Regions from separate parts of the Mus musculus genome. Here regions 2 and 3 are each linked to region 1. Evidence: chromatin loops called from intact Hi-C (ENCODE). Cell type or tissue: left cerebral cortex. All regions are shown on one strand.

Region 1 (8,000 bases):
CTCTTCAGGCTTCCAGCCCTCTGTGGGTAGCACTGACCCTCTACTCTAAGTGAGCGCCCTGGAAGGAGTCATCTGTCATCCCAGGAAACAAAGACGAAGCTCCCGGGCCCTTCCTATTCTGCCTGCACCGTCTGCCATACAGAAATGTACTTTGAGAACCGGGTTGGCCGTGTTATAAAGTCAGGAGCCACCACACACGCTGGGGGCTCCTGCCTCCCCACTTCCCCAATGCTCCCTGTCACAGCTCTGAGAACCCAGGTGAGAGCAGCAGACTGGCAAATCCCCAGAGAAAGGCAGAGGACTGGAGAGGGGCGGACACAGTGAGGACCAGTTGCCAATGGGGGTCTCCTAGCTTCCTCAGTCCAAGGATCCACCTGCTCTTGGCCACCGTGGACCTCAGAAAGCAAGTAGAGGAGGCAGCAGGTACACGGAAGCAGGTTCCATCTAAGAGCTTGGCGAACTTTGGCTGCCTCAGCTGTACCCGTCCACCGGTCATGGTCAGCGGCAGAGCACTTATTAAATATCTCTTGGCTGTGACTCCATTCTGGGCATCCTAGCCTCTCGGTTGGGTTTTTGGTGGGGAGTATCTGCTTTGAGCCAGGTGAGTGTCACCTCTGTCTCCACCTCTTGTGTGGGTGGAGTACAATGGGTCTCTAACCCGCCCCCCCTCCACCCCAACCCCCCCTTCCACCCCAACCCCCACCTCCCGCCAATGGAATTAACCTGCTCCAACCCAAAACTGGGGAACCAAGCACCAGATACAATGTGCTGAGCTTATCCCTCCGCAAACCCTCTGGCCCTTTGTCCATCCCCGGATTAGGTTAACCCCTAGTGTGCTAGGAATCCTTAGGGGCTCTTGGCAAGTGGCTTACTCTGGGTTCCAGGAAGAGTTAGGGAATTAAAAGGCGTTCTGAAGTTCAGCCTATGCTGACCATGTAAATTCAGAGGCTGAGTTTCTGTGTGCACCGCACTTAACACTATCAGCAAGAAAGTAGCCGACTGGCTGTCACTCTCACCCAGACCACAGTGGCGGCGGGTTCAGCATGCCCCCACGGGTTCAGCATGCCCCTGTGAAGTGGAAAGGGATGTGGAATGTCCCTTCCTGGGACACCCAAGAGGGGAGCACTCCACACTGGCCTAGGTACTGGCTTTCCCAAACTGCTTTCCTGACATCCACCACTGCTGGAGAGGTGCAGCGCCCCAGCACGGAGAAGGCCGGCAGCAGGAGGAGGAGGAGGCAGTAAGGGAAGCAGAGGAGGCCAGGCTCTTGCCATCCAGGAGAGAGTCCAAGCTACACCTGGACAGGCAGGCCTACCTCTCCTTACCAAACTGCCTGGCAAGCCTGCAGAATCACAGTGGCCGGGAATCCAATATTCTTAATAATCCAGAAGTCTCTGTCTGCATTCCAGCCCCCTATTTTGCCACCCCGAGTTGACGACCACGAAACAAGCCTTCCAAGACCCCATCTTATCTCAAGAGCTTGTCTCAGGTTTCTTTACGGGGGACGGGGGAGTTGGCTAGCGAGATACTCTCCCCACTTTGACCCGAATTAGTGTCCTGCTGGCAGCCTAGTTGCTTCCCCAGGGACCCAAGGGGTTAAACCCAGGCGAGGGGACTCGGTAGGATTTGCCTCCTAAACGCATTTTCCAGTTCATTCCCCAGCACAATATGCCTGGGCCGTCCTAGCCTCCGCCCGCCCCCACCCCATCCGTCAGAATAGGCCAATATGGGCCACCCCAGGGTCGGGCGCGGAGTTAACCCCTCTTCTGCCGGCAGCTCACACCTCGAGGAAAGACACGCGGGACACCCTCGGGGCCTCCCGGGAAAGTGGGTCATGCGGCCACCTGGCTGGCATGAAGCCCGTGGAGCTTCCTCCTGGGAGAGCCCTCCGCTTTAGAAGTGGAGTTCCGAGACGGAGCCCAGCCCCGCGCAAGGCCCGGAGTTTGCGATCCCTAGGCGGCCCGACCTCACCCTCCAGAAAAGGAACCGCAGGTGAGTAAGAAGCTGCCTGTGCCGCAGGAGCAGGTTCCGATCGCCCGCTGTGGGGCGATGTGGGGCAGGAGGGGGCCCCCATGAGCCCGAAACCATCTGACAAGAGGCCGCCAAAAGAAATGAAGTCGCCCCCAACCCCCGCCACTCTCCTAGCCCACAGCCCACCAGCTAGGAGACTGACGCCCTCCCCCTGGGGCTGTTGTCTCATACCCCAAGCCCGTGATTACGGTGATTATTTTGCATTTATGTAACACGCAGTGTTTCCAAACTGCTTCTCGAGCTGAGAACTGGTTATTAAATAAATAGAACCCTATTACATATTATTATTTTTGTGAAGAACTGAGCGGAGAAAGTGCTTTCTTGCTACATAGAGACGTGCATCCGATTGCTACCCTGCAGGGCAGGCTGTTGGGCTTCTCAACCCCTTTCTCCACGGTGCCACCTCCTGCCCCCCCTTATCCAAGCGTGACCCAACTTTTCTGGCTCCGTTCGCTCCCTACAACCCGTAGCCTTGCCCATCATCCAGCTCCAAGTCCCGGGGAGGTTCTGGTTGGGTGGGGGGCTATGGAGGGAGGCAGAGGCAATCGCCTTACCTGGGAGGAAGAAGGCGGTCAAGCCGAGAGCGAGTCCCCACCAGCGTCCAGCGGCGCCCGCAAGCCCCATCCGAGCCATCGGGGGGTGGGGGTCCGGCGAAAGGGGCTGCCAGGAGGGCGCTCCTCGCGCTCCAGAAACCAGTCTGGAAGACGAGGGCGGATCGCTGGCGGTTGGCGGGCGCTCGGAGGATCCAGGTCAGCCGCAGCCGTCGGTCGGGGCGGGGTGGGCTGGGTGGGATCCGCGCGGCCGCAATCCGGTCCCCGGCTGCCGCCGGCTCAGAGCCTCGGCAGATGCCCGCAGTAAGTTGCACGAGTCATGCCCCCTTCGCCTCCTCCGCTCTTCTCCTCGCCCCGGTCCCCGCCCTCTTCTTCCACGCAAAGCCCGGCTGGGGAGAGGGACCCACCCCCGGCGCGCCCGGCTACCGGGCTAGCGCGGCGCAGGCTCCCGGCCCTGGGCGCGCTCACACCCTCCCGCTCGGCTCCAACTTGCAGGCGTCCATGGCCGGCTGTTCTCCGAGGGTGGCCGGGCGGTGCGGAGGGCTCGGGGCCCAGGCGGTGGTGTGCGGCTAGGGCGGCCAGCTGCCCGCGGGGCTCGGGGCTGCACGGTCTCGGAGGACCGAGGGGAGCGAGCCGGGTGCGCCACGGGTCCCCACCGCGGCCGCTGCGCTCGGTGCGGGCGATCCGCAACAATGTGGAGCTGCCCCGGTGCCGAGGCGAGCCGCGCTCTCTCCTCTCCCTCTCTTTCTCTCACTCGCCGATCCAGCCTCTCACCCGCTCTCCCGTGATGTCAGCCCGGGGGGAGGGGTTAGCATTAACCCCCTCCTGGCTCCCACGCGCCCGGCCCAGCCCTGGCCCGGCCTCCGCCCGCGCGGCCGCACCTCCCAGTCCTAAGCAGCTGTGGCTGCGAGCGTGGCCGTGGGGTTCGGCTCAGGGCCCCAAGCTAGCAAGATGCCCCTTGGGTCGCCGTTCGGTCGTGGAAAGGGCCGGAGGGCGGGCTGCCCTCCTCGGTCGCTGACAAAGGGAGGCAGTGACCCCTAGCGGCCGGCAAGGGGGAGAAGCTGCTCGGTAGGGGTGGAGTTAAGATGAGGAGGGGGGCTGCCGTAGGGATCCGTGTGAACGCTGGATCTGGCATTGTCCGAGCTCCGAGGGCTTTTCTGACTCTCTGGTCCGACCCTGGGACCATTTCGCAGATGAGGAAACAAAGGCCCAGAGGAGGGCATGGAGAGTGGCAGAAAGAAGCAGAGCACAGGCTAGAACTGTTGCCAAAGCTTCTGCTCCCCAAGATCTGGACACCAGACGGAAACAGCTTTGCGGAGGACCAACCGCGAAAGCTGTGAAGAGTTGAGGCAAGACAAGACATTAGTGGGTGAGAGATCAGGGCACTCAGGTTTCTAGTGGGTCTTCTTTAATCCTTATTGCCTTCAGGGGGTCCTTGTCCCGAAATCGAAGCATTCTGCTTTCCCCAAAGAGCGACAAACCAAGTGGGCTCCCATTGCCTTCACCTCGTTTCTGAGTGGTTTGCGGGATTCCCGCGAAAGTGGCCCATCCAGTCGGTGTCCCAGAACGGCCAGGACTCTCCGCCCCATCCTGTTCGCCACCCACCACATCCGGGTGGCTTCTTGCCAAGGTGACTGAGCCCGAGGGGCCCTTAGCAGCCTGAAGCCTGGACCTTCTGTCCCCATCCTTGGACTAGGAGAGGCAGACAGACAGGGTTTCCCAGTCAAGAGAACAGAACTCCCTCGTTCGGGGCTGAGCAGACCACACCCACTTTGCCCTTTGCCCTTAGCCCAGCCCCAAGGGCACAGAGGCTTGGGGTAGCGCCAAATTCTGATAAAATGTAAATTTTCCTTTCGGAGAATGGGAGGGGCAGGACAATGGAAGAGAGGGACAGTTTCCCACTCTTGGGCCCACGGGCTCAGCCTGCTAAAGAAGTCACTCCACTCAAAAGGAATGCTCTCTGTATCCTTTTATGCTTCACCCGTGTAACTCAGGACAAACTGTCTACCACACTACCGCCTGACTTGGGAATGCATTGTGTGGTCTCATAGTTGGTCCTTGCCCCACAGGAGCGGGGTCTAGTGGGGATGGGGGGGGGGGGGAGACACAGAAACAGAAGTTCTATAGAATCACTCACCGCAGCACGGCATTGTGGGGGTTTTCAGATTCAGGACATCTACGTTAGCCTGGGCTGGGAGGGACCTGAAAGGCTTCTGTGGTAAGGGGCGCAACAGGGGCTGACTGGAGGTGTCTGTCAGGCACAGACCATCCTTCAAGATACTGGATTTAAAGTAGAGGTCAGCACAGGGAAAACTGTGAAAGAGAGCAACAGCTGGGTATTAGGAAACGGCCTAATAAATAATTGGTTCTAACCCTGCCTGAGCTTGCGGTAAGGTCAAGCCTGAAATCAGACTCATGCCAGGTAGCCACGGGAGGGTCTTAATCCAGAGGATGCCCTGTCAAATTAAGCAGGTTGGTGGCCAGGCTGGCAGCCAGGAATCTCCCATCTGGCTTGCAAGTGCTTTTAAACTTGCCCAAGCCAAAAGGAATTTGTTTTTTGCTTGTGGCTAACACGTCATAGGAGCTGAACACTTGTGCACTAACTCCAGACACACCAAGTTCTGTCAGTGCTGTGGTCTCTTACCTTCTCCACACTTGCTGAGTGTTCATTCCTGGATCTGTTAGTACAAGGGCATCCAAAGCCCTTTGAGGCAGAGGCAGGAAGATCTCTGAGTTCGAAGCCAAGGGTCTATAAAGTGAGTTCCAGGAGAGCCAGAGCTACACAGAAAGGCCATGGGGCGGGGGTTGGGGGGTGGGGAACCACAGCCTGTGTCTCCTGATGCCTGGTCTTATTTTCCTTCCTATCAGCAAAGGAAATCTTTCTAACTGACAACTCTCTGTGGTCCCAGTCTTTCAGCTAGGGGCCCCAGTGCCATGTCTGCTTCTTCTAGCTTAGCTGTCTTGTTCCAGCTTGAAAGCAAACCACATGGCTCTGCTGGGCAGTGGCGCACACCTTTAGTCCCAGCACTCAGGAGGCAGATGGTCTGCAGAGTGAGTTCCAAGACAGCCTGGGCTACACAGAGAAGCCCTGTCTCAAAAAGAACAACCAACCAACAAACCAAACCAAACCCAAACCAACCAACCAACCAAGAAAAGAAAAGAAAACGACAAAAAGAACTTGATGGCTCTGCTGTTTCTGTGCCCTGTGTGTGATAGCACTATCTCAATTCCTGCATGATGGCACTATCATCTCACTTCTGCTTTTGTCCACCTCGACCCTGTACTCATAATTTCCATGTGGTCCTCACACTGAGGACAAAGAGGAAAATATATTGACCAAGTACATGGGACTTTGATGCTTGAATTCCTTGATTCAACTCTCTCTCTTTCCCTCCTCTTCCTCCTCCTCTTCTTCCTCCTCTTCTTCCTCCTCATCCTCCTCCCTTCCTCCTCCTCCTACCTCTTCCCTTCCCCTCCCCTCTTCTCCTCTCTCAACGGGGTCTCTCTTTCTCAACAGGGTTTCTTTAGGTAGCCCTGAAGCCCTGACTCTCCTGGAACTCACTATGTAGACCAAGCTGTCCTTGAACTCACAGTATAAAGGTCTGGGCCACTACACCTGGCTTAAGAGGCGGGCGGTTGGGTTTTTCTGTTTGTTTGTTTGTTTTTTGTTTTTTCTTTTGCTCTCCAATCCAAAAGATTCCATTCTTGTTTGTTAGTTTGTTTTGTGTTTGAGATAAAGTCTCTTTACGTAGTCCTCACTGTCCTTGAACTTGCTATGTATACCAGAAGGCCTTAAACTCACAGAAATACACCAGCCTCTGCTTCCTGAGTACTGTGAGTACTGGCCTGGCCCACCACACTGTGGTTTTGTTTTTTGAGACAGGATCTCCTTGTGACCTTGGCTAGCCTTGAACTTGCTATGTAAATGAAGTTGATATTTTACTCTCTTGTCTCCGTCTCGCTAGGGCTAGGCTTATAGCTGTGTCTCACCATGGCCAGCTCTGGATTCAAGTGCTTTTATTATTTTATTATTTTTAACTGTGTGTATGTGCATGGAAGTACAGTGTCCAAAGTGTCCGGAGACATCCGAGCTCTTAGAGATGTTACAAGTGGATGCTGGGAACTGAACTCAGGTCTTCTGGGAAAACAATATTCGCTCTCTTAATGCTGAACCACCTCTTCAGCCCTGGATCCAAATTCTTAAATGCCAGCTCTTTTCAGTAATCGTCTTCCAGCAATAGCATTCAGTCACTATGGGTCTTTAGACAAGCTCAGTCTATACACTTGCATATGCTGGTCCCATTTGCCCATAATTTTCTCTTTCCCTTGCCTTTGGTTCCAATCTAATTCATCCTTCAGGGCTGCAATAAACCATCAGCCTAACTTTAATTCTGTGTCCTTGGCTCCTTTACCTGTAAAATAGGAGTAGACCACATGCCAGCCCAAGGATTGTGAGGCTTAGACATGGGACGCACTTGGGACGATGCCTAGTGTACAAAGAAAACTGTGCCCATGTTGGTCTTCATAGATCCTGTAATCTGTGTCCCCACGTACAGTTTTGTTCTTCCCTGCTGGAGGGGTATACACTTGATACAGACATTGCATTCCCATTTTGTACATTTCAAGTGTAGATTATTTTGAGATAGGTTTAGATTTACAAAAAAAAAAAAAAAAAAAAAAGGTATAAAAAGGCTGCAGAAATAGCTCCGTGGTTAAGAGTCTTTGCTGCTTTTCCAAAGGACCTGGGTTCCGTTCCCAGAGTTCAGATCAGGTGGTTCACAAGCACCTGGAACCCCAGCTCCAAGAGACCTGATACACCTTTCTGCTTTTCTGAGTGCACAAACACATGTGCACACACATAAGCATAATTAAAAAAAATCCTTAAAAATCAAAAAACGATCGTGTGGCTTTCATTTGCCCTCCACTTACGTTCCCAGAAGTTAATGGCTCATGTGTGATACCTGTAGCAAAACTAAGAAGTCAGCATTCCTATATCACTAGTACATGAACGGCAGAATTTATGTGGATTCTCTCAAGTTTCTCACTTGTGTTTATTTTCTCCTCTAGGATCCAAATCGGGACACCACGTGGCATTTAATGCAAGTGGCCTTCTAATACCAATGACAGGCTGTATGCATGAGAACCCTTCCCTGGCCTGCCAGACTGAGGCCATTGTCACGGCCTCTGCCATGCCTGTTGGATCTAGCCTGCTTCTGGAGCCTTACGGCCCTCTGCCCTAGAGCTTTGAGTCTGAGATACTATAGGGTCCTGGGCTGCTGGTCATAGAATTTATTTCCTGTGCAACTCTCTCACGGTCCTTTTGGTCAGCCACCTTCTCTTTGGCCTCAGTTTACTTACGTCTCCTCTGCCTTCCCCACAGCCCCCTTTCCATCCCTGCAGCCTTACTGATGATTACTT
Region 2 (8,000 bases), 100 kb before region 1:
GTGCCTCCATACCTAATGAGAGCTTGCCTTAAAAAATTCAAAACACCGGAGGCTAGCCTGGTCTATGTAGTAAGATGTTATCTAAGCAAGTGGACACCCACCCAAAACAAAACAAAAAGGCATTCATACACGTTTGAGAGAGAAAATCTTTCTTGCTCAGTAGCCAGAGCTGTCCTTTAATTCATAATCTTCCTGCCTCTGCCTCCTTAGCTCTGGATTACAGGTATGTAACACCATGCCTAGTCATTACTATTCTTTTTTTTTTTTTTTTTTTTTTTTTTTTTTTTTTTTTTTTTTTGTATGTTTGCTGGACTGGGCGTTTGGTTTTGTTTTGACATAGGTTCTTGCTATGTAGCTCTGACTGGCCTGGAACTTACTGTGTAGATGTGGCTGTTGTCTTTGAACTTGCTGTGTAGATGGGGCTGTCTTTGAACTCGTGTGCTCCTCTTGCTTCATCCCCAAGTGCTGTGCTTCCAGGCTCGTGATACTTGCAGGCATACCATTTTTTTTCAGTAACTTGCTCTGCCTGCTCGCATCCCCAGAACGCCTCCTGTCTGTCTCCACTCATCTGTCTCTCTGCGCACCAATCTTGGATTAGTGTTTTTCTATTTTGACGGAAGAAATCTGGCTGGTTTTCACATGCATGTGACAGAAATAGAATTATTGTTTTTTTGGTTGTGTCCTGGGCTCTGCCTTCCACATTAGCAGCGGCTCTTTGAGTGGGAAATCAAATGGACGCTTCTCTTTGGTTTCTTGTGTCTTACACACACCAGTGGCTCCGGGAGGTGTCTGCTGGCCTCCGCTGTGAGTGTTAATTCTGTTGTGTTCAGAAAGCAGCACTCCAAAGTGCAGAGCTCAGACACACTGAGTACTTTGAACAACAACAACAAAAAAGCCATCTTACAACCAAGTCTCCTCAAACCTTTCCCACTTCCTCCTTCTCCCAAGGAAAGGGTTATCCCTAAAGTCCAGTATCTGCCCTAGCCTGTGTCCTCTAGAGCATGACCTTACAGGACAGGATCAGAGGTGACCTTGGTCCAGAGCTTTGATAGGCTTTGGCCCAGGCTACTAGCTATTTTTATTCACTCAGTTCCTCTAAACGCTTCTCCCTCTCTAAATTACCAGCCTGCCTCTTGAGATGGGTGTACACACTCTTCAGTCTCCCTGCTTGATCCTCCCCTCTGGTGATACCTCGTGGAGCAGGCTTGAGCCTTTTCTCTGCGAAGGTTTGAGCTTCCAGAGAGCATGGGGAACATTTCCTTGGCCTCAACAAAAACCATCTTTTAGTCTTTTTTTTTTTTTTTTTTTAAATTGAGACACTATCTCATGTAGCTCAGGTTGGTATTGAACTCACTATGTAGCCCAAGCTGGCATTGGGTTCTGAGCTCCTTAACCTCCTGCGCCCACCTCTCGAGCGCTGGGAGTTCAGATATGCATGCCGTGATGCTGATCTCGTCCTCCTCTTTATTGTTTAGACAGAGTCCCTCTATAAAGTCCAGGTTGGCCTGAGACTTTTTTTTTTAATATTTATTTATTTCATATATGTGGTGTTTTCCCGGCATGCATGTGTGCACCACATGTAGAGGTAAGAAGAAGGAATCTTCAGAACTGGAGTTAACCGACAGTTGGAAGAGCTTCCAGTGCGCGGAACCACTGAGCCATCTCTCCAGCCCTGGGACTTGCTCAGGCTAACTGTCAGCTGTTGGCAGTGTTACCTCTGTCTCCCAAAGCTGGGATTAAAGGCAGGCACCATCATGTCTAGCTCCATTCTTGGTGGGTCCTGGTGGCCCACAGCTGGGCAGAAGCTGGCTGGAGTCAACCAGAAGCCCCTGTTCCATCTTTGTTCGTGTCTTCACTTCTGAATCTTGAGATGTCTGTGCTGCCCATGTAATATAGAGGAGGCCGGGCACTGTTAAATTGAGGGGTGCTCCTGGAACACAGGCTCCATATCTGATCAGTCACCCAGGACTCCAGTTCCTTGTTCAGGAAATGCATACACATGTGAGCCACACTGAGTTTGTGTTCTGCTGCTGCTGCTGCTGCTGCTGCCGCCGCCGCCACCACCGCCGCTGCTGCATTTCAGACTAGGTACCTCTAAGGTTAGCCACAGAACTGAGACTGGCTACAAATGTTTTTAAAGCAGCAGGGCTTGCTTCTTGTATTAGAAACTTGAGTCAGGTGTGATGCCTAGAACTATGGCAGCTACCTTGTGACCATGAGGGTAGCTAACATAGAAGCAGTGCAGTCAGGGAGAGGCTGAGAGAGCAAAACTGTGTAAAACTGAAACAAAATTCTCTCTCTCTCTCTCTCTCTCTCTCTCTCACACACACACACACACACACACAAACACACTCACAGAGAGTGGGAGAGAGAGAAAGACAACAGTAATGTAATTCACCTGTCTTTAATCAACAGAAATAAAGCTAATAAACTCTTTTTGAACATGTAATTAAGGAAAGTTTTTACAGTAATTGCTACTAAGTCAGGAGCTTCTAACATTGAGTGTGCGCTACTGTGCTCTTAAATAAAAGCCTTTACATTTGTCTCTACTCCATTGTGTTTTCAGTTTCCGTAATTGTCCGTCATCGTTTGCACCTATACCTGGTTGCCAGTGTCGCTGTATGAGATATTCCTAGGTCCTCTTTCATTCACAAACGTTGTTCAGCTCAGCATCTTCTTTCAGGGAAGAACTGAGTCCTAGCCACTGCTGGGGCAACGTGGGCTGCAGAGTGAGCCCCAGGCCAGTCTGGAAACTTAGAGACCCTATTTCAAAATGAATAAGTGTGTATGTGTGTGTGTGTGTGTGTGTGTGTGTGTGTGTGTGTGTGTGTGTGTGTGTAGGGGAAAGGTGTGGGGATAGAGCACGGTGCAGAGGGTTGCTGAGGATGCTCAAGGCCTGGGAAAAACGTAGGTGAGAGAGAAAGCTTGGTGCTCAGCCACACCACACTGGGTAGTTCTCAGTGCCAAGGAACAGATGTTCTGAGTCACCTCTCTACGTCATGAAGCCCTCGTTTCTCTGTGCTGCTCCCATCTGGGCAAGGACACAGTGACTGTGACACATGCATGAAGGTAGAAGCTGTAGTAGGACAAACTGTACTAAACCTGGGAGTTCCCAGGGCTGTGTATGTGTGTGTACTGTTGTAGCCGGGCCTCTGTGTGTGTGTGTGTGTGTGTGTGTGTGTGTGTGTGTGTGAGTGTTTGTGTGTGTGTGTGTGTGTGTGTTTGGCTTGAGCAACTCTTTACTCATTGGGGTCTTGAGGTACTAGCAATTCGGGAGAGGAGATTCACTGACAATGCTTCCCTAAGGGGAAATATTCCTGCTTTCTACTTAGTGCTGTTCGCCTGAGCCTGTCTCTCCCCTCCTGGCATGGCTTAGGTCCCTTGGTGGTCCCTGAGGAAGAGGCTGGTGGGACTCCTAGTCCAGTATTCAGTCACTGTGATGGCCAGCCCCTCCAGGCTATGGGCAGGTGTGAGAAATTAAAGACAGGAAGTGTGGGGCATTGCTCATATGTTCTCAGAGTCCTAGCCACCAGTGCCATAAGGGACAGCCACTTGGAACTGGACTGGCCTAGACAATTCATTGCCCTTAGGAGAAAAAGTCTATAATCTGGGAACTCTGGGTCCTAAAATATGGCTATAGAGACTTGGCTAGCTCCAAGCTCTGAAGGGTCAGCACAAGTTACTGTGTGGTCCAAATTGTTGGAATCCACAGGGGACCTGCCCATGATACCTAAGATGGGGGCTGCGGTGAGCGGGAAGAAAGGTTTTGGGTTTGGATCTGGAGGCAAGTTGGAGGTGCTGAAAAATAGAGGTAGATGTCACATAGGGTCAACTCTGATGCCTCTTTCATAACTCGATGGTTCAGCATAGCTGATGTTAAGCCTGGGAGGCCAAAGTGGAATCCAGAAGTGCCTGTGAAAAATGCAAAGCCTACATATAGTTGTGGAGGTGGTAAATCTTTATGGATTCTCCCTATCCACCCTCTGTATGAGTTCCCTCAGGCATCATGCCCATAGCCACTTTGAAGCTTGCCCTGTGTGGGGCACTAGAGGGAAGAAAGAGTCTCAGAGGACCCCAGGTCTGAGTGGGGATCCTCCAATGTAGGAGAAGCTGCTTCCTGGACTGACCCACAGTGGAGTGGCAGGAGGTAAAGGGTGTGTGTGTGTGTGTGTGTGTGTGTGTGTGTGTGTGTGTGTGTGTTGATAGCACTGTCTTGTGGATGCTAAGGGGATGAGCAGAGCCCAGGGAGACTGGTAGATGTTCAGGAGGATATGGCCCTACGTACAGTGGGTAGCTGATCCCAGTGCAGAAGTCTTCTGGGGGTTGGTTCTGGGTTTTCATGCTAGAGTTCTAGAGACAGGAGCAAAGAGGAGAGAGAGAAGAGGTTAGGGACAGCAGGTGCCTTCCACACTTAGCAATTCCTTAGCTCATTTCAGCTCATGGAGCTTTTTCAAGATACCCAGAAGTGGTCCTCACTCTCCCCCTCCGCAGGCTCAAGGAAGGTCACACAGGCGAATGGTTTGGTCCGCCCTCGCCTCTGCACCTTTGGCAGGGGAGCAGATAGAAGAGCCACCTTCCCCAGGGAAAGATATAGGTGGCAATTAATTTTAGAGACCTTGAAGGGATCTTCACACAGCTCCTTACCACCCTGAGTCCTGGAGAGGACATCTCCGGATTTCTCTCAGCCTTATCTGAAGTCTCTTTGTGGCTTCCCTGAGACGCTCATCTTGAGGGACTGCTTTTTGTTCCTGGGTGTGGAGGCTGGGTTGCCCTTCCTGGCCTTCCCAGTAGGGGGCGCCCTCGCACCTGGCCTCCAGCTACTGTTTCCAAGATCCCATAAATCTCCGAGTGGGAATAATAGATCCCTGCGTTGCCCTTTAAAAACAATGGAAAGGGCCTTGGACCCATGACTGGATACTTGCTGAATCTGGGAAGGGCCCCCAGTCCCCTCTTCCAGGCGTACAACTCCTGGCCTCCTTGGGAACTGATCGTAAGAGTTAGACCATTCCAAGCCAAAGGAGAGCCTGGACCCTTTCACTCTCCAGGTCCGGAAAGAAATTAGTTCATTTAAAGCTGCCCAGGGCTCCTGGGAGCAAAGGGAACCTCCAGGAAGGGAAGGAAGCCCTCTCAACGTTTCAGCACAACCCTACTCAGAGAGCTGCTCTTTGGGGCAGCGCTGCTTCCCCTCTGCCTCCCGCCCACCGGCCCTGTGCCTGGCCCTCCTGTAGTCAGCACGTTTGGAAGCTCAGTGGAGTCTGGAGCCAGCTGGAGATGTCCGGAGGCAGGGATTTTTCTGGTCATTTTCTCTCTCAAGGTAGACCCCTCAATGTAGTCCACGATCCAGCTACTGAAGCAGCTACTGCTGTCCACGACTGGGGGATGAAAGAAAGGGGTGGGAGAAAGTGGACTACGGAGGTAGGATGGGAGTGGCAGAGGGCGGGGCTGAGCCCACACCGGGGTGGGGGTAGTGGAGATGGTGGTGAAGGTCTTGGGGTGCAATGTTGTGTGGCTGGCATGGCAGCTTCCTGCCCCCCTTCTCTGTTGAGATTGACACCCGCGTTAGCATAACAAAGGCCCAGGTTTCTGGCCTTGCATCACCTCTTGTGGCGGGAGGCTACTAACAAGAAAGCCGCTAACTAGAGCAACAGCCTTCACAGCCTTCATGGTTGTGAGCAGCACCAGTCTAGTCCTTGGACAACTGGTGCTGGGGTTGGAATTGGGGTTTGTAGAGTCAGGAAGCTGAGAAAAGAAGAGGTACAGGTGAGATCCTGTTGTGGGGAGCCTCTATCCCAGGGCATCAGGGAGCAGTATCAGAGGAGGAGAGGTAGGAGCCAGGGAGGATGGAGGGGACCATCTGTGGCCAGTGCTGGGCACAGGATCCACCTACCTTTTTTCGAGGTAGGTGGATCCCAGGCAGAGCTTAAGATGGCAGCGCGGGACAGTGTGGCTTGGTACTAAGCCACATCCCATCTTCAAACTGAGATCAGTCATGTGGTATAGCTAGGACAGGCTGAGGGGCATAGGCTAGCTTCGTGGCTCTCCATTCTGCCATATGATCCTTCACTTCCCAAGCCGGGTTACTGGCTTGGTAAAACAGGGCCACAGCACCTCACAGGAAACAGCGAGTGGCCACATTTGGCTGCACCGCATGACTTCTGAGGTCTTGCAGTTCTGTGAAATTATACTGTGCGCCTTCCTAAGGAGGGTTTGAGGCAGCGAACCTGTTATTTTGCAAATGAGACAACAAGCTTCCTGAGGCTGGGGGACCTACCCGAGTCATATCGTCCCTGTGTGGTCCCTGGAGTTCCCTGATGTTTCAAGTCAAGAACAGTTTCACAAATGGCCGCTCAGCCCTACCACGTTTCACCCATCCAGACATCATCATCCCCTAGGGGACATGGGATGGCCTTGTGGGAAGGTGAGAACCAGTCTCACATGTGGGAGCCAAGCTAAAGACTTGGTTAATCCAGCATTGAGGGGATATGACCAAGCAGGGGTGATGGAGGGCTTTGTCATGGCCACTACATTCTTGGAGGTTCAGAGAATGAGTTGAACCTTCACATGGCTTGGGGGACAGAAGGGGGGATTTCTGGGACAGCAGCAGGCTTATCCCTCTACACACTAACTTCCATCTCTAACACTGTCATGTGAAAGGACCTAAATAGTGAGGTTAAGAACAGTAACTTATCAGGCACCTGTTGTAAGACAGGCACAGTCCACTTGATGCCTGCATTCTCTCCTGTTACCCACCCAACAGCCCCACAAGATCAATACTAGCTCTATTGAAGATGTACCATTACTCTAGTGCAGAGAGGTTCAGTGCCTTCTCCAAGTCCACAGAGCCTACTAGGGACTGGCTGTGTTAACGTTACAGTTACAGTGCGTTTTCTGAACCCACAGCCCAGGGATCATTCAGGCACGCTCAGCCCAGGCTGTGGCAGCAAGAATCTGGCTGACCTGGTGCTTCCCAGGGTGGGAGCATGGAGGACCCGGGCCTGTCAGGGAGAGTTACAGTCATGGGGAGGGTTGCTCTGACAGATCTTTGATGGGGGTTGGGGGGAGCCCGGCTTTGATCTCCTTTTGAAGTTCTGGCACTAGGACCAGTGACTTCAGTGGGGAGAGTGTGTGGGGAGGGGGGAGATGAAAGGGTGGGCTGAGGGGGGAGGGCATAGAGGGAGGGGTCTAGGGGAGGGTCAGGAGGATGGAACAGATGTGTGAACAAGAGGAGGGAAGTCCAGCAGCTGGGAGAGAAGAGAGGCTGTGGGAAAGTGGCGGGGTGGGGGGTGGAGGAACATTACTGAAGGTAGGCAGGGACATTGTCAGAGCAAGGCCTGGGGAGAAGAAGGCAGAATGGCGGGCGGGGGGGGGGGGTGGGGGAGGGGGGAGGGGCAAGAGAGAGGGAACTAAGATGGAGGTTGTGGAGCCCTCATTTTCTATATCTTCTGGGCTCAGAGAACAACATAGAGGTACCCCTGCTTCCCCAGACCCCAAGTCATAAGTCTCCCAGGCAGAGGTTCTCAAGCTGGCTCAGCCTGAGCCTCCTGGAAGGTACCAAATGTTCCCAAGGAAGGAGGGGAGGAAGGGAGGGAGGGTCTCATCCTGAGACGTCTATTAGGGGTCTATGGCCCAGGCCTGTGCCCAGTCAAGGCGGGGGGGGGGGGGAGGGGAGGGGATGTGCCCGTGCACCTGTTCCTGTCTGACATTCCAGTTTGGGCTGTGGGGCTACCTCAAGGCATGCATGTGAGAACGTGGCAGGAAGGGGCTCCGAGGCAGAGAGGGCCAAGTCCCAGCTGCACAGATCCCTCCTCCCCAGGCTACTCCACAGCTCATCCTTCATGTACACCCCACCCCCTCCTCTTTCGATCCTGTTTGAGCTCTCCTCAGCTGGGCAGCTCCGCCCTTGCCCAGCGCATCCTAGTTCAGCTCCTCCAGGGCAAGGGCCTCTCTGGGCCAGGGACAGCCACCTCCCCCTTCACATGGGAATGTTTGGCAAGAGAAAC
Region 3 (8,000 bases), 59 kb before region 1:
GGCTGTGTCCACTGTCCCGCAAACACAGGGCAAGAAAAGCCCCTTCTCCTTGGGTCCAGCTACCGACCCCTGACTCCTGTCCTTTCTTAGCCCAGGTGGCGGCCGCCTGGAAGCGCTCAGTGCCACGGCTGGGGATCCTAGATCCTGCTGCATGGACCCTATAAATTGTGCTTTGCTTCGGGGAAAGGCGTGCAGGTTTGTACAGGGAGCTTAGGTGCTTTGTCCAGGCCCAGGGCCTCCTCGATCCATCACAAGACAGGGGATAGGGGATGACCGTGAAAGGTGCGAGAGACTCGGGAGGGTGAGTCTTTCAGTCTTATGGCCCCATAGGGACAGAAATACCACTCTGGGGCAGTCAGGGTTCTGCCTCCTGCCTTGGGGGTGGGGGAGGGGGACCAAGGAGAGGGGCAGAGTGGTATGAGGAACAGGATGAGCTGTGACATGGAAAGGACACTAATACTTCTGGGAGAAGCAGCCCAGCTCCTCCATCTTCCTTCTCCCTGTGGCTAGAAAGGCCCCAGAATTTTCTTCCCCAAACTTCACCCCATCCAGTGTCCCCAATGCCAAGACGGAGAGCCGCCCCAGGGCTGGCATGGCTTCAGACTTCTGCTACGTGGCTACTGGGCGGCCTGGGCTGGGACTAGGGCAGTGAGGGCCTGGCAGAAGAGCCCCAGCTGGTGGGCTGAGTAAGGGGTGCCAGAGATGGCGCTTGGACTGGGAACTCAATAGCAGCACCAGGGAGGAGTGGGGTGTGGGCTGGGGCTCCCTTAGGAAGCCTATGGCAGGGTGGGTCAGTGCCCGTAGGGCACAGAATGGTCTGCCTCCCTCTCCCCAATGTTTGTGATCCCTCAGCGAGTGTCACTTAGGGCTGAGTTGGCTGAGATCCTGACAGGCAGGCCCTGGGAATGCCCATTTAGAATGAGGGTAATCTGGGGGCACAGATGGAGAAACCGAGGCACTTTGAGCTTGGGGACAGAGGGCTGGGGTGAGGTGGGGTGGGGAGACCTTTTTCCATGCACTCAAGGGAAGGCCCAGCCCCGAACGGCTGACAAAGCCAGAATCCCATTCAAAGAGGGAGACTGCATGCAAAGGCCCTTCTACACGGCCATCTTGCCAGTCTGGCACCAGGAGAGAGTGAGCAGGGGTCAGTCTGTGGATACGCAGCAGGTCCCCGGTGCCCCTGCACTTTCTTTGAGACCCGAGACACATCTAGGCCAGCCTTCCCATATGAGACGCTAGCAGTCCCCCTTCAATTGTGTTTGCAGTTTCCACAAAGCAGCCTTCTCCGTCTCAATAATTCTGTGCCTCGCATTCCTTCCTGGGATCCCAGCCCTGACTTTCCAGAAGAGTCAAGTGTTGCTAGCACTTGACAGATAAGGAGAAATCCGAGAAACATGTACATTGTCAGGAAAGGTTGGAGCTACACTGAAATTGTAGAGTGGCTTTGGGGGTGGGTGGGTGGGTGCGGGAGGTTCATCCTAGCTGACTCTGAATGCTTCTGTGGGCTGATCCCTTCCTGAGCTGGGAACGGGTAAGAGGTGGAGCAGAGGGTTGGGCCTCGGGCAGTGTTCAGCCTGGGCAGGGCGTGAGAGGTTGGCATAGGCCCAGGGATGTGTGCATGGATATGTGTGCATATGTTGGCAGAGGCATATAGGAACTGTGGGTAGAATCCACCTGGGGTCACCCACTGTGTACAGAACGGACTGGGCGTTAACAGAGAGGGGTATATGAGAGCTACGCCAACTCCATTTGGGGGGCCAGAAAGAAAAAAAAAAAGAAAACATAAAACCACCCTCACCAGGAAAACACACTGCCCAGGACCCCAGCAGAACCCTCAGCTCCATTATTCCCCACACAAGACTCCCCTGGGTACCACGGAGAACTCCTCTAAAACCTCTTAGGTGCACTGACTGCATCAGCTTAGTGGGGGCTTGGGTTACATCTTTCTGAGAAGAGGAGCAGCATATCGGGTGGGGGTGAGGGTGCTCTCCATCTCGAAGCTCCCTTTGCCCTCCATTCCCAACGGAGAGAACACAAACAAATTCCAGTGTTGGGGGATGGGGGTGGGGGGGTGGGAGAGGACTGGCTCCCCAAACCCTGGAGGGATGCCCAAGTACACAAGACAAGAACAGGGCTCCCTACACACAGGGCAGTGGAAGGGGTCCTTAAAGGAAAGGTACAGCAACACCAAAGCCACGGTCGAACACAACACCAGGGGGAAGGGTGGGTGAGGGAGGAAATTAAAAAAAAAAAAACAAAAAACAAACAAAAAACAAAAAAACGAAGCCAAGTGGGGTCTGCCCTGAGCTCCTCTGGCTCCTCAGGAGTTTGGGGCTGGTTTAGGGCAGTGGGCTGTGGGGGTGGGCAGGGGGGCGTGCGGGTAGGGGCCTGGGAGAAGTGGGCACAGACAGAGGCTCCAGAAGGCGGGGCTACACATACCACTCTTTCTTGGAAATGAAAGACCCGTCGTTCTGAGAAACCATGTTCTCAGCCAAGTCCAGCTGTTCAGGGTCATACTGGTAGCCCAGAGTCCGGTCCCCATAGCCGTCCTGACGGGCCTCAGCCTCATCCACAGTGAAGTAGGGCCGTTTGGCGTCCTCGTCATATTTGGGGTGGGGGCCGCCCACCTTACGTTCGCCTCCTCCACCGCCCTCCTCCTCCTCTTCCTCCTCATAGCTGCTCCCGCCCAATGGGCCGGCCTTCTTTTCATCATCCGAGTCATCCGGGTACTGCAGGTTCTGTGCCATGGGCGGGTGATGCTGCGGGATGCCTGCCTTGCTGTAGCCGTTGCCGTACACGTGCTTCTTGGTGCTGTAGTCACCCTTGAAGGTGTGCCGGCGCCTGCGCAGGGCCACTATGATCCCTCCGACCACAATCAGCACCAGCAGGACACTCCCTGCCACGCCCCCAATGATGGCTGTGGGCATCTGCCCGGCGCGCCGCCCGTGTTCAGGAGTCGGGGTGTAGGGGAATTCTGGGTGAGGAAAAGAGATGGAGGGGGTTGTGTCAGTGTCTGCTCTTCAGAAGTCAGCGGGGGTGTAGGGAGGCAGGGGAGGGAAAAGCCCAGGACAGGATGTCCACACCCCGAGTTTGAGCAGTTCTGATTCCAGAGGCCCCTTAGCACCCCACCTTCCTGAGGTCAGCTGCAGCACTGGGAGCCAGGCAGGCGAGAGGAGCAGAGGCAGCTGATGTACCCAGAGCGCCCAGCCTTCCATCCTGACCATCCCTGGAGGTGGCATTAGTTCTGTCCTATCCCACCTTGGTGCAGAGGCACATCTACATGCACCCAACTGTGTGTCCCTCACGGTCACTACCCTCCAAGGAGGTCTGCTGTTCATTTCTATTCAATGCAGGAGATGGCTAGCGAGGTTAACTTACCCAAAGGCCCAATTAGAAATCATCCTGCCTTTTTTTTTTTTTTTTTCATATCAACCCTATGCAAGTGCCACCAGTGTCCCTTTGCCTGACATGTAGAAGTGACTGACCCAACACCAGGAACCTAGTAGGTAATCCAGACTAATTCCTTTTGTCTTCAGGACAGATAGAAAGTAGATTCCCAAGTTTTGGCTCAGCCGACGTCCTGTGAGTGCCAACTGCCTATCAGTGTGCTACAAACAAGCGCTGTGACTTTTTGGTTGTGGTATGGCCCTGCAGGGCAAGGTAGAGACCTGTTGGGATTGCTAGCTTGGGCTACAGGGTTGAAACACCCAAAGTGACAGATGGTAGGCACAGAGCAGGGACAGGCAGAAAGGGGATACAGAGGACTACATGTGTATCACACATCAGGAGCATACATATGTGAGAGCATGTTCCATGTCCCACAGGTTTTGCCAGGCACAAATGTATGCGGAAGGATATGCAGATAGTGTGGACGGTCTGAGCCAGGCATAATGGCTCATACTTGTAACTTCAGGATGTGAGAGACTAAGATAGGGGGGTTGCAATAAGTTCAAGGGAAGTCTGGGCTATAGATCAAGACTGTCTAAAAAAAAAAAAAAGAAAAAAATATAAAGGAAAAATGAAAAGTCAATAATGCAGAGTGGAAATTAAAAGGCAATAAAGGCAGGAAAAGACAAAAAGACCAGAAGAAGATGGAAGGGGGAGGTGGATGGTGGCCTTCTTTTCTACCCTGTTGTCTCTTTTTTCCACCCCCTCTGAGGCCTGGGAGGTGGATGAGTGAATATGAAGTCAGTCCAGGCCAGCCCAGGCCAGAGGCCAAGAGGTCCTAGGGCAGGACACAGGGAGACGGTTCCCAGCACCACCACAGGGTGGCACCGGAGACCATGACTGGCCTCAGGAAGGCGCTGGGGTGTAGACCCAGGGCAAGCATGGAAGGAAGGCTGCTGTCCAGGCCTCTTCCCGGTCTGGCCCAGGAGGGCCAGGGTCAAGGAACTGTCTGGGCCCATGTGTCTGCTCCTGGGAGCCTGCTGCAGCCAGCTCACTCCCTGATTCAGCATCACTCACTCCATTGGAATCACACGCCTCCCATGGGCCCCATGTGAGTGTGTGGGGTGCTACTGGCAAGCAGGCAGGAGCAGGGCGGAGGTCCTGGATGGGGGAAGAGGTTTTCATGTTGCTCAGGCTGGGAGGGCTAGTGAAAACACAGGAGCCTCAAAAGGGGACAGGGTCCGGGACACTTGCCTGAGGTCACATGGCTGAGCTGTGGCCGCCCAGAAGCTCCTGAGCCTGGAGCTGTCTGAGAGAAGCACAAGCCCAGAGGATTTGGGTCCCCACTAGTCACCACTGTGTCCTCAGTGCAGGTCACAGAGTTTACTGAGAGAGTTTAAGTGTTTACTGAGAGCTGTTTTGACTGCTTCTCTTGCAACCCTCTCTGGGAGCTCATCATGGTTTACTGGGTCCCACTGTCCTTAGAAAGGAAATCTGTGTTCTCAGCCTGCCTCCCCAGCTCCAGGCCTCAGATAAAGTCCTCCTCTCCATCTGCCTCCGTGTCTTTCTTTGCTTGGTTGGTTTGAAACAAGGTCTCATTAACCCATGTTGGCTTTGAACTTATGACCTTCCTAGCTCAGCCTCCTGAGCGTTGAGGTTCTGAGCCACACTCCTGGCCAATCTTCACCTGTCTACTTCCTTATTCAGTTAGCAAATATCCACCGACTATTTTTTCTCTCTAGTCATAGCATTGCTATAGAGCCAAAGGAATGCCTGGGATCACTGCAGCAAGCAGACATGGAAGGAGCTGACAGTGAAGTGCTCAGGGAATAAGAGAATAAGAACATTGAGGCACGCAATTCACAAAGGTTTCTTGGAGGCTAGACTTTGTCCAGCCTTGAAGGATGATGGTGTGGGCTCAGAGAGGCTAAGACAATAATCGAGGCATCTAGATGGAAGGACCAGCCTGCTGCATCTGAACTGCTATGCTCCCCTCGCCTGCAGAGGTGAGGAGCCCTGAGTCCTTGGCTTTTCCTTTCAATGCTCTGTAACCACCTGCACTGTGAGCTTTCTCCGCTGTCCCTGCGGAGGCTTTATCTTTGGACCTACGGGCCTTGCTGTCTCTGCTCAGGACAGAACTCAGCTCCATTCTGTGACTCAACTGAGATCCTCCTGGCTTCTCAAGCCACCTCAAGTACACAGCTCCCACTCAGCCACAGAACTGTTATCTCTGAAGGTGTCTGGGATAGTTTTCCAAACTGTACTTCCTGGAACCTTGAGCCGTTACTCAGAGGTCAGCAAAAACAGCTGGACAAACACTTTGAGAAACATTGGCTTAGATGACACACTGGAGCCCTTCACCTTCCCCCATACCCTGGAGTATGACATACACACACAGGATGGAGGGTTTCCCAGCTTCCAGAAGACAGGACCATCCCGGAGAACTAACAGTTAGATTATAGAGTCAAGAAACCTCTGGGACTGCCAACTCAAAATTCCCACCTGTTCTAACATGGCTAGCTGTCCTTTCTCATTCTCTCTATTTACCGGGCTTCCCCTGGGCTCCCACGACCACCACCATTTGTTCACTCTGAGTTCCTCTCTGGGTTTTGTTGTGGTAGAACATTTGTGGGCCTCTCACCTTTACTGAGTCTCTACTCTTGGTTGCCCCACCCAGTCAGCAGATTAATTCCCATTGGAAAGACATGACCACTCTGTCTCAAAGACCAGCAGTGAGTCCCCATTGCCTGCTGGGTCTTAGAACCTGGCCTGCCAAGCTCCTCTCATGCACCTTCATTGCTGACTGCTGTGATTTGGATAACTGTCCTTACCAAAGGCCCCAGTGCAAAAGGCTTGGTTGCTAGTTCATGGCACTACTGGAAGGTGGTAGAACCTTTAGAGCTGTAGAAAGTCCAGTCACTGGGGGGTGTACCTGTGAAAGGGCTATGGGGACCCTGTCTCTTGTCTGCTTGCTGCCTTCCACAGAGTGAATGAGTCATTCTACAGTCACATTCTTTCTATGATACACTGTCTCGTCATAGGCCCTAATGTAACAGGTCAATCAGTCATAGACTGCAACTTTTGAAACTGTGAGCTAGAGTGTACTCCCCTCCCCTCCCCACCTACCTCCCTGCACCCCCTGACCTGACAAGTATCTCATGACATAACCCTGGCTGTCCTGAAACTCACTATGTAGACCAGGCTAGCCTTGAACCCATAGAGCTCTGCCTGTCTCTGCCTCCCAAGTGCTGGGATTAAAGGTATGCAAACCTTTCCACTTTTTAAATTGATTATCTCATGTATTTTATGACAGGTACCAGAAAGCTGATTAATACATTATGTTTGCTATCTGAGTTCCAGTTTGCGGTGTGTATGCAATACTAAGGATTTAACAAAGTGCCTGGCACCAGCTAGTACTCTACCACCAGGCTATATTCTTAACCACTTTTTACTTCATATTTTGAGATAGGGTCTTGGTAAGTTTCTCAGGCTGTCCTTGAACCTGTGATCCTTTGGCCTCAGCTTCCCAAATAGCTGGGAATACAGAACCAGCCTCGAGTGAGTCCCTAAGCACAAACAAGCCTTCGTTCACACCACACGCCCTGCTGCAATGCCTCCACCATGCTTCAGTTCTGTAGTTCATGTTTAACTCTTCCTCTGTAGACTTCCTATGGACCGACGGCTTTGCATCCTTCGCTGTATTTTACACGATGTCAGATCCAAGTCTATTAATTACAAACTCATTGCTAATAAGCGCAGGTTACGATTAATCACAGTGGGTTCTGGTTCTCCTTCCAGTCGGAATAAGGGAAGAGCTGGGAGAAGTGGCCGCCTGTCCTTTGGCGCTGACTCACTGAAGCGCGGCCGCTATGCACATGTAAGTTCCACCGCGGTTACCTCCCTGCTCTCCCAGCGAAGAACCATTGAAAAATACCGCGCTCTTACATTTAACTCGGCTAGATTGGATTTTCTGACCCCACTAATCACAGGATGACAGGGTTTGCTGTATCATCTGTCTGATGAGAATGGTTGGTGTCCCAAACTACTCTGTAAATTATATTTCGAAATAAATCTAGAATCTAGGTGCTTTTCACCATTCTATCCCCACCACCCTCATTCAAGACACCGCCATCTCTCAACTGGATTATTTATGGTTATCGACACCCAACTGCTCTCTCCCCTTTGCTTCTATAGACTGTATTTGATACAGCAGCCAGTAAAATCCCATTAACGTGTAAGTCACATCCCATCGCTACCCTGCCCACAGCCCCTCATTGACTCTGTTTTACTCTCAGAGAAAGCCAAAGCTACAGAGCCTAGAATGCTCTCCATGACCGGCGCCCTGCCAAGCACTTACACCATCTTGTCCTGCTTTTCTGCAAGCTGAGGGATCATTGTCATGGACGGGAGCTTCATGCTATCATCCCCTTCAGGGCTTGGGTTGAACACCACCTCCCCAGGGCCACTTTCCTCATCCACCGTACTTATAATTGCAATGTCGGCAGCACGGCAGCCTCCTTCCCACCGTTCCTTTGCCTATTCCCCTTCAGGACCCCATAAGCTTTCCAAGGACGGAGTTGGATCTGCTTTGCTCACTGATTTATCCCAAGTGC

The links. Hi-C counts contacts between places; a loop is a spot of excess contacts. Peaks named below come from ENCODE experiments on the same cell type or tissue, not always from the same donor. Only the 100,000 strongest peaks of a DNase experiment are listed, where the experiment ranks them.
Region 2: a loop joins it to region 1, with 2.2 times the contacts of the local background. A loop is called at or near these places in 7 of 42 quality-filtered maps.
Region 3: a loop joins it to region 1, with 3 times the contacts of the local background. A loop is called at or near these places in 18 of 42 quality-filtered maps.

Annotation. Positions count from the first base shown.
Region 1 is chr9:43,739,308-43,747,307 of GRCm38, reverse strand. Nectin1 (nectin cell adhesion molecule 1) reads right to left here and starts at 3,354. Exons shown (of 6, transcript NM_021424.3): 1 at 2,586-3,354. The coding sequence starts at 2,664. It overlaps Gm46108 (a long non-coding RNA gene), which reads left to right. Exons shown (of 4, transcript XR_003948147.1): 3 at 1-1,992; 4 at 7,650-8,000. In left cerebral cortex, CTCF peaks have their summits at 2,029 and 3,620 (motif pointing left); DNase peaks (open chromatin) are centred at 1,996, 2,678, 3,444, 4,132 and 2 more places; H3K4me3 peaks cover 4,156 bases; H3K27ac peaks cover 2,866 bases.
Region 2 is chr9:43,843,048-43,851,047 of GRCm38, reverse strand. No RefSeq gene overlaps it. Among named protein-coding and RNA genes, the nearest start is that of Gm3898, 17 kb to the right of the region's middle. In left cerebral cortex, a CTCF peak has its summit at 4,779 (motif pointing right); DNase peaks (open chromatin) are centred at 660, 2,996 and 4,781.
Region 3 is chr9:43,798,446-43,806,445 of GRCm38, reverse strand. It overlaps Nectin1 (nectin cell adhesion molecule 1), which reads right to left. Exons shown (of 6, transcript NM_021424.3): 6 at 1-2,974. The coding sequence ends at 2,430. Among named protein-coding and RNA genes, the nearest start is that of Gm46108, 11 kb to the right of the region's middle. In left cerebral cortex, a CTCF peak has its summit at 4,261 (motif pointing right); a DNase peak (open chromatin) is centred at 4,260.